Regions from separate parts of the Homo sapiens genome. Here region 1 is linked to region 2. The links are chromatin contacts, found by Hi-C or POLR2A ChIA-PET in ENCODE. All regions are on one chromosome and are shown on one strand. The core of a region is the stretch at or near the end of the contact, and the rest is flanking DNA. Distances in the headings are between cores, read along the strand shown. Region 1 overlaps CFAP20DC-DT (CFAP20DC divergent transcript). Region 2 holds the start of CFAP20DC-AS1 (CFAP20DC antisense RNA 1).

The links. A loop is a pair of places that touch in the nucleus more often than their neighbours do. ChIA-PET counts read pairs that join two places held with the same protein, here RNA polymerase II (POLR2A).
Region 1: a loop to region 2 is called in a map of MCF 10A, with 4 times the contacts of the local background. The contact joins the enhancer-like site here to the promoter of CFAP20DC-AS1 in region 2. A Hi-C loop is called at or near these places in 1 of 168 maps with a recorded cell type or tissue (MCF 10A). POLR2A ChIA-PET finds 5 or more read pairs at or near these places in 2 of 52 experiments (GM10248 and K562).

What each region holds. Positions count from the first base shown.
Region 1 is chr3:59,233,365-59,240,424 of GRCh38, reverse strand. The region is part of intron 4 of CFAP20DC-DT (CFAP20DC divergent transcript); the gene reads right to left. Among named protein-coding and RNA genes, the nearest start is that of CFAP20DC-DT, 150 kb to the right of the region's middle. Within about 2 kb of position 3,129, at least 2 of the 41 ENCODE cell types and tissues checked have a DNase peak (open chromatin) inside an H3K27ac peak, as active enhancers do.
Region 2 is chr3:58,822,781-58,829,596 of GRCh38, reverse strand. It overlaps CFAP20DC-AS1 (CFAP20DC antisense RNA 1), which reads right to left and starts at 5,126. Exons shown (of 3, transcript NR_110820.1): 1 at 5,022-5,126. The region is part of intron 14 of CFAP20DC (CFAP20 domain containing); the gene reads left to right.

The DNA of each region.
Region 1 (7,060 bases), core at 1,880-4,379, 410 kb before region 2:
AAGAGCAGAATTCTAAACTGCCTCTTTAAGGAGCTTTGGTATAACTCACATAGATTTTTAAAAATTAAAACCTAAGTGACATAAGATTAACCTGAAAGAATATTCTCAATAAAAAATATTTCCTACACTTCTTGTTATTTCTACTATTAAAGTCAGAGATAAGTCAGTTTCTCTAATAAATTCTCTGCAAGAATTATAATTGCATTTTTTATTTAAAAATAATCTTTCTTTAAAAAAAGCATATTCTGTAATCACCCAGATGACCATTTTCTAGTTAAGTCCTGCTATGTGAATTCAGAGTCAGTATCTGCATTGGGACCAAGTAGTAACATTTTCACTGTCTTAAACAAATGAGAAAAGATGTGAAATTAGCAAGATTTCAAGGCAAGTAAAAGCCAAATTATGTCAGAGCATCCTATCTGTACAAAAATTTTATCACTATTTGGAAGGGGAAAGAAGGATGAATTGAGTTCTTACATAACAGACAATAGCATAGGCGTGTTAAACTCAGAAGAAACTGAACCCCTATGGTCAGCACCCTACTTATATTTTCTGATCATTTCCATTTTCAATAAAACCACATCCTCAGTCACATTAAATAAATGTACTTAATTTAAATTTTGTTCATTTTATGGCTTGTTTGTATTTAAGTGGTAAACTTGTTTTAGTTTTATTGTTGTATAAGAGTTACAAACATGAGGAGTTTATATGCAGTTTAATGCTTATATGTACATAACAATTTAATAAACATAAGTCAGTATGGAGGGTGTTCTATAAAATTCTATTGTTTTGAAAGGGGGTCTATATATTAGTCAGCTTCCAGAAACACTGATTTAAGAAGTATCTACCCTGAATAGTACTTGTAGTAGGCTGAATAACAGCTCCCAAAGATGTCCATATCCTGTCTCTGGAATCTATGAATGAGTTAACTTCTGTAACCAAAAGAACTATGCAGATATCAAGTTAAGGATTTTGTGGCCAGGAGGTTAGCCCCCCACAAGGGCTAGTATGAAGTCCCCTTACTTCATTAAGGTCCTCACAGGAGGAGACAGATCAGAGTGCACAGTAGGAGATGTGAGGACAGACACGAGGGTGGAGTGACACAAGGAAGGGTCCGCAAGCCAAGGCAGGCAGCCAGCCTCTAGAAGATAAAAGAGGGTTGGAAATAGGTCTTCCTCTGCAGCCTCCAAAAGGAACACAACTCTGCCAACACTTTGATTTTAGACTTCTGGCCTCCAGAACTCGGTGTATTGTTTTAAACCACTACATTTGTGGTAAATTGTTATAGCAGCTGTTTTATTCTTTTAAAAGGGGGTTTATCTATTGTATATTAGTGTACACTACTTAATCCACTTGCACAGAATGATTTTTAGCTCCACGTTTCCCACTGTATTTTCTGGCAAGCAGATCCGTTTGTGATCACCAAACAGGCTCTCAGATTGTGAGCAAAACAGAGATAGAGTTCAGTGGAGGAAAGAGAGGGAGATGTGGAAGTGCAGAGGAGGCCAGAAGGAGGCTCCACCGGAAGGCCCTTTGTGGGGAATGGAACTGGGTGCAAGTCCTGGGTTGCTCATTAGCCAGTGGGGGTTGGCACAGAAGAAAAGGAAGTTGGGGTCCATTGAGCAGTCAGCTGGAAGAGAGTGAAACTGGATGGGGCAGCATTGTCCTGGGGATGCTGACCCTCCCTCTGAATCTGGAAGTTTGCCCTCAAACTTTTTTTCCAGCATTTACATTCCCTGGGTAAGTGAGGCTCCCCCAAGATTGCTCTGGGGAACAAAGCAGATTCTGAGGGCACTCAAGACTTAAGGCAAATCCTCCCAAATCGGAGCTCATCCCCACTGAAATCGACAAAGGCTATCAGGCAAGGCCAAGGGCACCCAGGCAAGTGAAGGAAGTCCTTTTCTTGGTCCTGGCTGAGGGGTTTGGGCAGGAAATCAGGTTAAGGGCCAAGCGGACTCTGGGATAATTGTGCTGAAAGCAGGAGAAAATGCATCTCAGGCACCGCCATTTTGTTGTTTTATCCCCTAAGAAACTAGGAAAAACGATTACACCCTAGGGTCTGGCAAGATGCATGCAAAAGCCAAATAAGAGATCACATGGGCTGACAGGGAGACAGCCACGGAGGAAAGTTGATTTATTATGTGTAAGTTAAATGCTATCTAGCAACAAGTAGTGGTGTATCCTGCTGCCCTGGAATTCTCTTCTCCACCCTTCTGCCATTTTCACCGCTTTCTGGGCTTTCTTTGCCCTACCTACCCTGGGAGGCAGGATTAAATTGTCCTCAATTATCTGTCCTCTGATTCTGTTAGGTTTACTGTCCTCCCGAGCAGGCAATTGGGCCAGGATACACTGGTCCACTGTGCAAGGAAGGATTTCACCGCTATGGGCTTGAATAAAAATAGAGCTAACGTGTTCTATGTTGTCACTCAATACTTTCTCACTGCACCTCGCATCAGCATTTGAGTAAGAACCTATTCCGGGGCCCTGAAGTGCCTTTTCATTAGAGCTATCACTTAATAATCAAAAAATAATGTATTACCTAACAGGTAAAGATGCTAATTCTGTTCTAGAGCCTAAAATCATCTCATGTCAGGAGGCTATTTTAAGTTATGAAAACTCTAGTGACACCATAACTATCCTCTCACAACACAGAATATTTAGAATACAAATGCTGCATAGGCAATTCTGAATCCATTCTATAGATGGTTTAAACCCTTTAAAATATGACATCTTACTCTTAAACAAGTGTTTAAAGTGGCGATGATCATTATCATCATCATCATCCCTTTTCTCATTTCAAAAGCAAATTCATTAAATTTTAGCTACCGCAGAATCCCTGATACATTTAAATTTGACTAGAATGAGGTTTACATCATAATATCTAAGAAGAAAAGGGTTGTAAAGATCGTAACAGTAGAATCTGTGAAATATTTAAGAAAAATGATTTTCCTATGGAGTACTGGCATTCGTTTGGACGCTAATGACAAAATATGTCTCATCCTCTTGAAGAAATAAATCCAGTCCCATAAAACCACACAACATTTGAATTGGGAGGGACCTAGAGTTATTCTTCAATTGTTCAGGCATGAGTAAGTCCCTGCCACAATAACTCCATTTAATGCCCAGCCCTTCCCTGGACACCTCCACAGAAATGGAATGCACTCTGATCTTTGACGGCTCATTTTTCCTCTCCTTCCTTTCTTCACTTAGGGTCAGGTCTAAGTGAAATTGCGAAGACAGCCATGCAGTCAGCCTCTCCAGCACAGTTCGTCCTCAGTCAGAAAAGACTTAACACTCTATCTTGGTGTTCCTACCTTTCACCCTTGGGTCACACCTCTGTCCCCTACAGCCATGCAGAATAATGTGACTCCCTCTTAGCCAAGTGAGGTCTCCAAAGAGTTCTCTCTTTTGACCTTGCCCATGAGGTTTGGATGTGAACCTCCTCACCATCCTTGTCACTCTACTCTGGGTCTACTCCAATTTGTTTCTGTCTCTCCTGCCATCTGACACCCACAACTCAACCTGGTACTCCAGCTGTGGTTTGGCCCCTACTTGGAGCACTTGGTTGAACTTAGAAATTTCTATTTTTTTTAAAAAAGGATATGATTACATTCATCAGACACGACTTCTAATTCACACTTGCCATTGAGAATAGCCTGCCCTCCAATGACCCATATTTTCAGATTTTTTTTTTTTTACTGTGCCTCTCTCAAGAGTCCAAATTGTCTTTCATGTCATCCTGAGTTGTAAAAGTCAAAACAAAACAAAACTACAGTTGCCTAAGAATTACTCCTAGAAATACAGAAGTACAAAAAAAAAAAAAAAAAAAAAAAAACAAGCACAATCAGGTGTACTGCTTGCTCAGTGTACAGTCCCTGAAAAACAGGCTGGGGAGCTGGGGAGCGTCTCCTAACTTGATAAAGCTCCTTTTAAAAACTTTCCCATCTGGAGATAGATTGAAAGTAAAGTCGTCTTTGTGACTGAAGCTCAGAAAAGTTTATTTTGATATTTTCAACTTTTTTTTTTTTTTTTTGAGACACAGTCTCACTCTGTCACCCAGGCTGGAGTGCAGTGGTGCAATCTTGGCTCACTGCAAGCTCTGCCTCTTGGGTTCACGCCATTCTCCTGCCTCAGCCTCCCGAGTAGCTGGGACTAGAGGTGCCCGCCACCACGCCCAGCTAATTTTTTTTTTTTTTTGTATTTTTAGTGGAGACAGGTTTCACTGTGTTAGCCAGGATGGTCTCGATCTCCTGACCTCCTGATCTGCCCCTCTCAGCCTCCCAAAGTGCTGGGATTACAGGCAAAAGCCACCGCACCCGGCCAATATTTTCAACTTTTGAAAAGAACTCTGAAATGTACTAGCAAAATATTTGCTAGGCCAGGTTTCCAAATCATTTCTTTATTACTCTTGTCTTTAACTCTCAGAACTTAGTAGGGGAGGCAGTGAATGTTGAAGGTAGAATAGCAGATGAGAGAGGAAAGGGGGGCCACACTACTGGGGAGAGGCTGGGTCATTCATTCCTGATGGTGACTAGAGCTCCTTCTGGGAGTGGGGGCATGGGTTTGGCAGGTGCCCCAGGCTGAGAATGAGCAATTCACTTCCATTCTAACACTACGTTTTATAATGAAACAAAAGACAATTCCCCCCCTGAGAAGCTGGGTGTTGTGGTTTCACACCTTCTCATTTCGGTGTTTTTGCTTAGCCATAAACAAGGACTGATTGAAAAAGAAAAACTCACAGAAATTTCAATTACTGTTAATGTCGCTTGAGTGTTTTCACTGTCACAGTCTAGGGCTTCAACTTTTTAATAAGTTTACTGTAATTATTACAAGTTTTTGGTCTAATTCCAGCTGAGGATTTAATGGGACTCATTCTGACAAGATATAGGATATTGTCCCAATAGATGCTCATTTGGAAATGGGCCACTTGCAATTTCAAGTGTGCAGAGCTGTGCAAGATTAAAAGTACTGGCAGTGTAATTTCCACCTTGTGTCCCAGGCTCTGTGGATTTGTAGCTCATCCAGGCTGTCCATCTGGGGAGCAAACAGCATGTACTCCTTGATGAGAAACTCTGGCCAACCGACCAGCTGTGAAAAAAATAGATTACTCTTGTCATTTTTTTCTCCTAGGTAATTTGCTAGGAGTAAAAATATAATTTCTTAGAAGGTCTGCAGTTAAAAGCAAATTCTAGCGATGTGCCTGATTTTTATTTAAAACTTCACTGCACTTTTATTTGTTAAATTTAATTTCTCAACAATACCCTGGCTGTGATAATATTTCCTAACTCACAGGAAATAGAAAGGTTGGTTTCTGGTATTTGGACACTAGAGAAACACAGGAAGGAGGGTGTAGAGGAGGAAAAAGAGAAGTACTCAGCTGGCAGGCTAAGCTGAGCACAAAGAAATATACTGCTGTTCTCCCTATAGGTAAAGGAGATATTATGATGGAATTAAGTAACTGTTGGGAAAATAGATCTTCCTATTGCCACCAGGAAGCTAAACTGCAAACTGCATCTTTTTAATCCCCTGACATGTATCTTCATCCTTATGAGAATTCAGAAGGTCATGCTAGATAATCAGGGTAATTCTAGATGAATTGAGCTGAAGAGCTGAGAGAAGGATTGTTAATAACCATCTGAATTGTGAAGCAGTATGTAACATCTATAGGTTTAATATGTTCACCAGGCTATGTGATTTCAGCAAGCCAAAAGGAATGGAAGAAATGTGCCAAGTAAAATTAAGCTGTTCAGTCTGCAACCAGTGGAGAGTTAATGATATAATTTGAAATTAAAGAATTTGCAATAATACTTCTGCACGGTGAGTTACAAAATATTTAGACATCAGTGAGTGCTGCACAGTAATCTTCTGTCCGGAATTTCAGTGTTAAAGTGCTATACCTCGTACACTCTATTGTCCTGACCCTTAAACTGTTTATTTTAAAAATACAGCTCCAGCCCAGGTGCTCACACATGTAATCCCACCACTTTGGGAGGCCAAGGCGGGCAGATCACAAGGTCAAGAGATCGAGACCATCCTGGCCAATATGGTGAAAACCCGTCTCTACTGAAAATACAAAAATTGGCTGGGCGTGGTGGCATGCTCCTGTAGTCCCAGCTACTCAGGAGGCTGAGGCAGGAGAATCGCTTGAACCCGGGAGGCAGAGGGTGCAGTGAGCTGAGATCATGCCACTGAACTCAGCCTGGTGACAAAGCAAGACTCCATCTCAAAAAAAAAAAAAAACAAAAAAAACACAACTCCAAACAAGTGTTAGCATTTTTTGAAAATTGATGTACTGTTACACATTATTATAGTGTTACATATTATTTGATTTATTTTGATATTGGGTATAGTTAACTATTATTACTATATATGTATGAGTATATATGTATAAGTACATATATTAAGTATACATACACACAAGACAAAGGACTTTTGTCTAGAATATATAAGGATTCCTACAATTTAATAAAGGAAGGATTCTTACGATTCAATTTTTTTAAAAAAGCCAAACAGCCAGGCACAGTGGCTCACATCTGTAATCCCGACATTTTGGGAGACCAAGGTAGGTGGATGGCTTGAGGCCGGGATTTTGGGACCAGCCTGGGCAGCATGGTGAAACTCCGTCTCTTCAAAAAAAAAAAAAAATAGCAGGTTATGGTACCACACGCCTGTAGCCACAGCTACTTGGAAGGCTGAGGTGGGAAGATCAAATGAGCCCAGGAGGTTGAGGCTGCAGTGAGTCATGATCGTGCCACTGCAGTCCAGCCTGGGCAACAGAGCAAGATCCTATCTCAAAAAAAAAGAAAGAAAGGAAAAGAAAGAGAAGAAAAGAAAAGCCAAACAAACAAATAAAAAGAATAGACAAAGATTTGAACAGAATCTGTACAAAAAAAGACATGCTTATAGGTAATAAGCACATGAAGAGGTAGTTAACATCACGCGTTATCAGGGAAATGCACATTAACACCATAATGAGATATCACTCCACATCTGTTAGAATGACCAAAATTTAGAAGCCTGACAATACCAAGTGTTGATGAGGATATGAAGTAATGGGAAC
Region 2 (6,816 bases), core at 3,877-6,376:
ACCTTTGGTATTCATAAGATATGTTTATTATTGCATCAGAGTCAGTCTATCTAACATTGGAACTACCGCCAAATGGAAAATTGTATTCCTTAATGAACTCTGTGTCTTGCTGCTTGTATAGAGTTTAGATAGAGCAATTTTGCAAGCATCATTGTGGTCTTTTTGAGAGCTCATGCCTTTCTCTTTAAAAGTTGCACAGGGACAGTGAAAAAGAAGAAATAAAAGAATTCATAACTTTATTCATCACAATAATATCCCTTTTTTTTTTTTTTTTTTGAGACTGAGTCTCACCCTATTACCCAGGCTGGAGTGCAGTGGCTCGATCTTGGCTCACTGCAACCTCTGCCTCCCAAGTAGCTGGGATTACAGGCACCCATCAGGGATTACAGGCACCCATCACCATGCCCAGCTAATTTTTTGTATTTTTAGTAGAGACAGGATTTCACCATGTTGGCCAGGCTGGTCTCAAACTCCTGACCTCAAATGATCCACCCACCTTGGCCTCCCAAAGTGCTGGGATTACAGGTGAGCCACCATGCCCGGCCTGTCCCACTCTTCTTTTATCTCAGTGAATAATGTCAACATCCATATTGATCCTTTAGCCAGGAATTTGGAAGGCATCTTCATTTCTCCCGCTTCTTTATCCCACATCCAGCTGGTCTCCAAATCCTAAGAATCCTCTCTCCTTTTTATCTCTTAACCCACCCTTCCTAATACCACAGCCTTGGCACTTTTCCTTTTTTCTTTTTTCCCCTTAATCCCATGACAGATTATGCACTTTTTTTTTTCAGTATTTATTTTAGATTGAGGAGGTACATGTGCACATTTGTCACCAGGGTACATTGCATGATACTGAAGACTGGGGTACAAATGATTCATTCATGCAGGTATTGAGCATAGTACCCAATAGTTACTTTTTCAATCCCTGTCCCCTTCCTCCCTCTCTCCTTTAGCAGTCCCCAGTTTCTATTGTTGACATATTTATTTCCATGAGTACCTGATGTTTAGCTCCTGCTTATAAGTGAGAACATGCAGTATTTGGTTTTCTGTTCCTGCATTAATTTGCTTAGGATAATGGCCTCCAGCTGCATCCATGTTGCTGCAAAGGACATGATTTCACTCTTTTTTATGGTTTATGCACTTTATTTTTCATCTGAATTCCTTCAATAGTCCCCTAACATCTCTGTGCCTCCAGTCAAAGCACTGTAACCTGGTGGTTAGGAGCCTCAGCTCTGACGTCAAATTTCCACGGTTGAGATCCAAGCTGTGACCCTTATAAAATGCTTGGCACTGTATCTGAGACATAAGTACTTAATAAATGAAGTTTAGCTGTCATTATTATTATCATTATTATTCACATTAGTGATCTTCCTAAAGCCCAAATCTGATCTGATCTGATCTCTTCATTAGGTAAAGCCTTTCAGTGACTCCCCATCACCTCTTTACCTTGGCATACAGGAGCCCCCATGATCTGAGACTTGCCCTCTCTCCAGCCTCATCTCTCACTGCACCCCACCTTTCACTCCATTCTGTAGTCCCTAGATGCACTCTGCACATTATCCCTGTACCGTGGACCTGATTATCCTCAAGACTTAGCTCTAAAGTCACTGTAGCCCTTCTCCAGGCCTCGTTGTGAAGGATACACCTTCTCTGCCACAAGAGTCAGGAGTATCTCCCTGATAACTCTCACCACAAGCTTGCTTGTCTGTCTCACATTCACTCATTCCACACATATGTTTTTGAGTGGCACACATGTGCTGTGAACTAGGCTGGCTACTGAGGATACAGATAAAGCCTTATCCAAGCTTGAGGTATTCACAGTTTTGGTGGGGAAGCCCAGGTAAACGGCTCACTGTAACTCAGGGTGGCAAGTGATAGAATAACGAGTTATGGGAACACGTGAGAGGGAGTGATTCCGCATGTGGGTTTCAGGGATGCTTTCACAGAGAAGACAACAGTTAAGCCAAAGTTCAAGAATGAGTTCAAGTTTACCATGCAGACAAGAGGGGACTGGAATTCCAAGTTCCAAAAGGAAGCCAAATTAAGTCTGTGGTGGAGGGGACAGTGGGGAGTCTCTCCTTTAGCAAGATAACCTCCTCTTAGTGCCTTCGTTTCTCTGTCAGCTTGCGTAGCACTTGAAATGAGTTTTGCTTGTCTCGCTACCCACCCCCCACCCAACATACACACAAGTGAGCCACTCTGCTCCTGCCACACTGTCAACTTGGCTGTCAGTTGGTGAGCCATGCCCTGTGTTCAGATCAGGCCATGCTCATCTCTTCTCTGTCTGGCAGCTCCTTCTCTATTTAGAAAATGGCTCTTTAATTTCTGTTTTGGTTTTTTGGTTTTTGGCTAATTTTTTATTAAAGACTTATAATTGTTTTGAGCCGTTTTGGGTTCACAGCAAAATTGAGACGAACCCTATTATCAGTGTCCCCCACCAGAGTGGTAATTTGTTACAATTAATGAACCTCCATTGACACATCATTGTCACATTATCAGGGTTCACTCTTGGTGTTGTGCATTTTATGGATTTAGACAAAGGTATAGTGACATGTATCTACCATTATAGTATCATACAGAGTAGTTTCACTGCCCCTAAAATTCTCTGTACTCTGACTGTTTATCCCTCCTTTTGCTTATTTCTGAAGGCCCCAACTCACTTGTCACTGCTTCATGAAACTCTCCCCAACCCTCATCCCACCCTGAACAGAATTATTCGCTTCCCTCTCTGGGTCCCTGTTATCTTCTGGCTCAATTACAGCACTTATGACATTAGCCAACCACTGTTACCACTATCCCCAGGCCTGGTTGTGAATTCCTTGAAGGCAGAACCCTGCCTGTGTTCTTTCATACCTTCTGTGTTGGAGCACAAAGGCTAGCACAAGGCATCACAGCTAGTTGTCAGTCATTACTTGAATGAATCAATCAATAATATTTTTAAAAATTCCTTGTTTACGGATGAGTTTAGGTCCTTTGCAGGGACATGGATGAAGCCGGAAACCATCATTCTCAGCAAACTAATACAGGAACAGAAAACCAAACACTGCATATTCTCACTCATAAGTGAGAGTTGAACAGTGAGAACACATGGACACAGGGAGGGAAACATCACACAGCAGTGCCCGTCGGAGTGTAGGGGGCTAGGGGAGGGATAGATAGCATTAGGAGAAATACCTAATGTAGATGACGGGTTGATGGGTGCAGCAAACCACCATGACACATGTGTACCTATGTAACAAACCTACACATTCTGCCCATGTATCCCAAAACTTAAAGTATAATTTTTAAAAATTCATTTTTTACTCTAAAATAATTTTCGTCAAGATTCCAAAATAAACATCAGCTTTGCTTTGCTTAAATAAATCCTGAGTGATGCATGTAATATTTTCAATTCAAGATTTGATAAATGGATATTAAATATACACCCAAAGGAAAATCTCCTTCTGAGCAGGGCCTGATTGCAAATAGGAAGAAAAAGATGTAGTCCGGTCCCATTCAGTTTAGCATTTTTACCTGACGACTTCACACACATTGCAGTCTGAAGCCAGAAAGCCTACGCAGAGTAAAATGAAGAGTCTTTAGCAAAATCCTTTGTGTTTAACACAAACTTTGATTCCTCAGCATCTGTACAGTTCAGAGTAATATGTACTGTTTAAAAGGTGTTTAGATATAACAAATTAGTCATTTAAAAGTGTAATTAAATGTAACCACATTCCTCATAGCAAATTGGCTTTTGTAGGCATCTCTTGCTAAATAAATCAAGCCTACTGAGAAATCCATTGGCCTTTGACAGACAAATTTTTCAAAGTTTCTAACTTAGAACCAAATTCAATTAAAACAATACTTTACAACTTCTGTGGAAACCAGGCTACAATCAATCAATTTTGGAGAGTTTCTGTTAGGAGTAGCCCTCGTGAGATTTATTCAAAAACTGGGCTCTCGGCAGCCTTTGGAAGGGCACTAGGAGTTAGTTATAATGAATTTTAAGTGAATTTTATCTTGGTGAGGGATTTTGATTGACAATAGCATAAAGCCATGTTGTGTGTGTGTGTGTGTGTTTTCTTTTTTTAAGGAACAGGAACAGCTATCAATGGACACTGCTTCATGGGATGCCCAAACAAATATAAACTCTAGATCAGTCAACCTGGGCTCAAATTCCAGCTCTGCCATTTATGGACATGATCATCTTTGAAATGGAAATAATAAAAGAACCTTCCTAATATTGGCATTATGCAAATCGAATGAGTACATGAAATGCATGTGCCTGGTGCTTAGCAGAGTAAGCTCACACTGACTGTCAACTGCTGTTTCCCCAAGGTTATTCTCCTCAAAGGGCCACTTGAGTGATCAGAACAGAATTTCTAGGACATTTTCCCTTTTTATGACGACTGAGACCTGAAAGAGTAAGCAGAGATTCTGTAGTGTTTGTTTTGATGTGAGTTTAACCATCAGCATACAGACTGACTCCCTCAGATCCTTCCAAATAAACTCCTTCATTATCTCATTATTTCAATATTTCATTTCACTGTCTCTCCTCAAATGTAGATTCAAGAAAAGTAGGTTTATTGTGCAGCTACCCTGTGAGCAGATGCCCCAAAGCTGTCATTCCTTCAGGTTAATAATTAACATAACCTGAACGGGGGCATGGTGGCACAGGTCTGTATTCCCAGCTAATTGGGAGGCTAAGGCAGGAGGATTTTAGCCCAGGAATTCAAGGCCAGTGTGGGTAACACAATGAGACCCCATCTCTTAAAAAAAAAAAAAAGAATTCCCATACCTAATATCAAGCACATAAGTCTCTTTAGCTTACAAAAAAGAAAAGAAAAGCTCATTGCATGCATCCATCAACATGGCATGTTGCAGAGCATAATATTCGGAGAATAACGAGGCAAAATACACTTAATAAAACTGCAGGCATATGGTGAGGTTCTCAGACAAGTTATTTATGGTCTTGATTAACCTTGCAACATTATCGCCATTTTCATAGGTTTTACATAACAACATAAAAATATTATCTTTACCTTTTAACATGGCAGGATTATCTTATCTCCGGTTCTTTTATTTAGCCTTCATTTCGCTCCCTCACCCCAAAATCTCTAGCAGCTTGATCATGGAAAAGCAAAGCTGCTTGTGCTCCGTGGTAGTTAATTATATATGAATACTGTTTTCCTGGCACTAGCACATAGCAACAGCGCCACCAAAAGGCCGAGGTCCTGAGTTTCTGGGATCTGTTCCATTTCTTTGCTCCACAGCATATCAGCGTTTTTGCATGATATTCCTGGTTGCTGTGTATTCAAAATATAATATATTGGCATTTCAGACTCCTTATAATTAATAGGTTTTAATTTGTTCTGATCTACAGATTCATTAACTTCTCAGCTCTCTTTGGGTAGAATGAGTTTTCTTTTAATCCTCCTGAACTAAAAAGGTATGCAGTTGATTGTGCTAAGCTGCAGATAAATCATATGAGCAGATGTTCTTATACAACTATAGAAATGATATACGAAAACTGATATTAGAGTCAGTGTAATAGTGACAATAGAGACAGTATCTGTACTGTCAGGAGGAAATATTGAAATGTGCAAGTTGTTCTGTGTTTAGTGACTATGAAAGTCACCCCAGGAAATAAACTTTTCTTATTCTCAGAGTACTGTCTATTACATTTTATGATTGTCCCAAATTTAGTAACGTGGCAAAACTGATTTTTTAAATTGTAAATACATAGTGACATGTCATGAGAATGAAAACAATGAAATTAATTTATGGTAAGGAGATAGTCATATATATTTCAAATAAATGTATTTCTTCAGGGTCACTTTTTTTTCCTGCCACAAACAGAACTGATTTTGTCATTTTGTTATTCAAAAACTTAAATAGTCACCACTCTAGATGCACTCTCGAGCTGGAATAAACACTACAGACTAGTGGTTGAGAGGGTAAGCTGTGGACTCAGACTGCCTGGGTTCACATTCTAGCTCCACTCTTTCCTGGCAGGCACGATCCTGGGTTAATACCCAGTGTCAATTTCCTCTTCTGTTGAATGTAGTTGTTCATCCTATTTATTTCATAGAATTGCTCTGAGGATCAAATAAGATCATATCTACCAAGAATTAGCATAAGTACTCAATAAATGTCAATCGCCGCTATTATGATGATGGTCGTAGTTCATTGTAGATACTGGTTGTCATCCCTTTGCATCTACTTACGATATTCTCTAGGTATGACTGAATGCCAAAATCAAAACAAATTCTATATTATTTCATTGGTGCTTTCACAGGATGCTACCTACCTAGAAATAGGTTTACTGCTACATATGTTTATAAGCATATTGTAGGGGAGGAAAAATATCTTTTTCTCACCCACCCTGGATTCATCGCCAAGGCCTCTGTTGCAACAAAAGACAGATTAGCAAAAGAAAAACATACAAATTTATTTCATGTAAGTTTTCCATGATACAGGAGTCTTTATAAGGAAATGAAGAACTGAACAAACAGTGAAACTTGAATATTTTTACTCCAGGTTTGATGAAGAGAGGAAAGTGGTGGAGAAATATGATTGGGCAAAGGAGATATGAGCTAATGGAAATAAACGAAGAAAATCAGCAAGGCTTTTGTTCAGATTCTTCTCTGTGTCCCTGTGTCTTCAGAGATAAGGATGTTCCTTTCTTCAGGGGATAGGGACGGCATCTCTCAAATGAGTATCTTATGACCTGCTCCAGGGGGTGTTCAGAAAATCCTAGCTATGTTTTATGACCAGCTGCAGGGGAGAACAGGAGAAGGTGAGAGTGACCTTCCTGCTACTGTAAATGCCATGTCC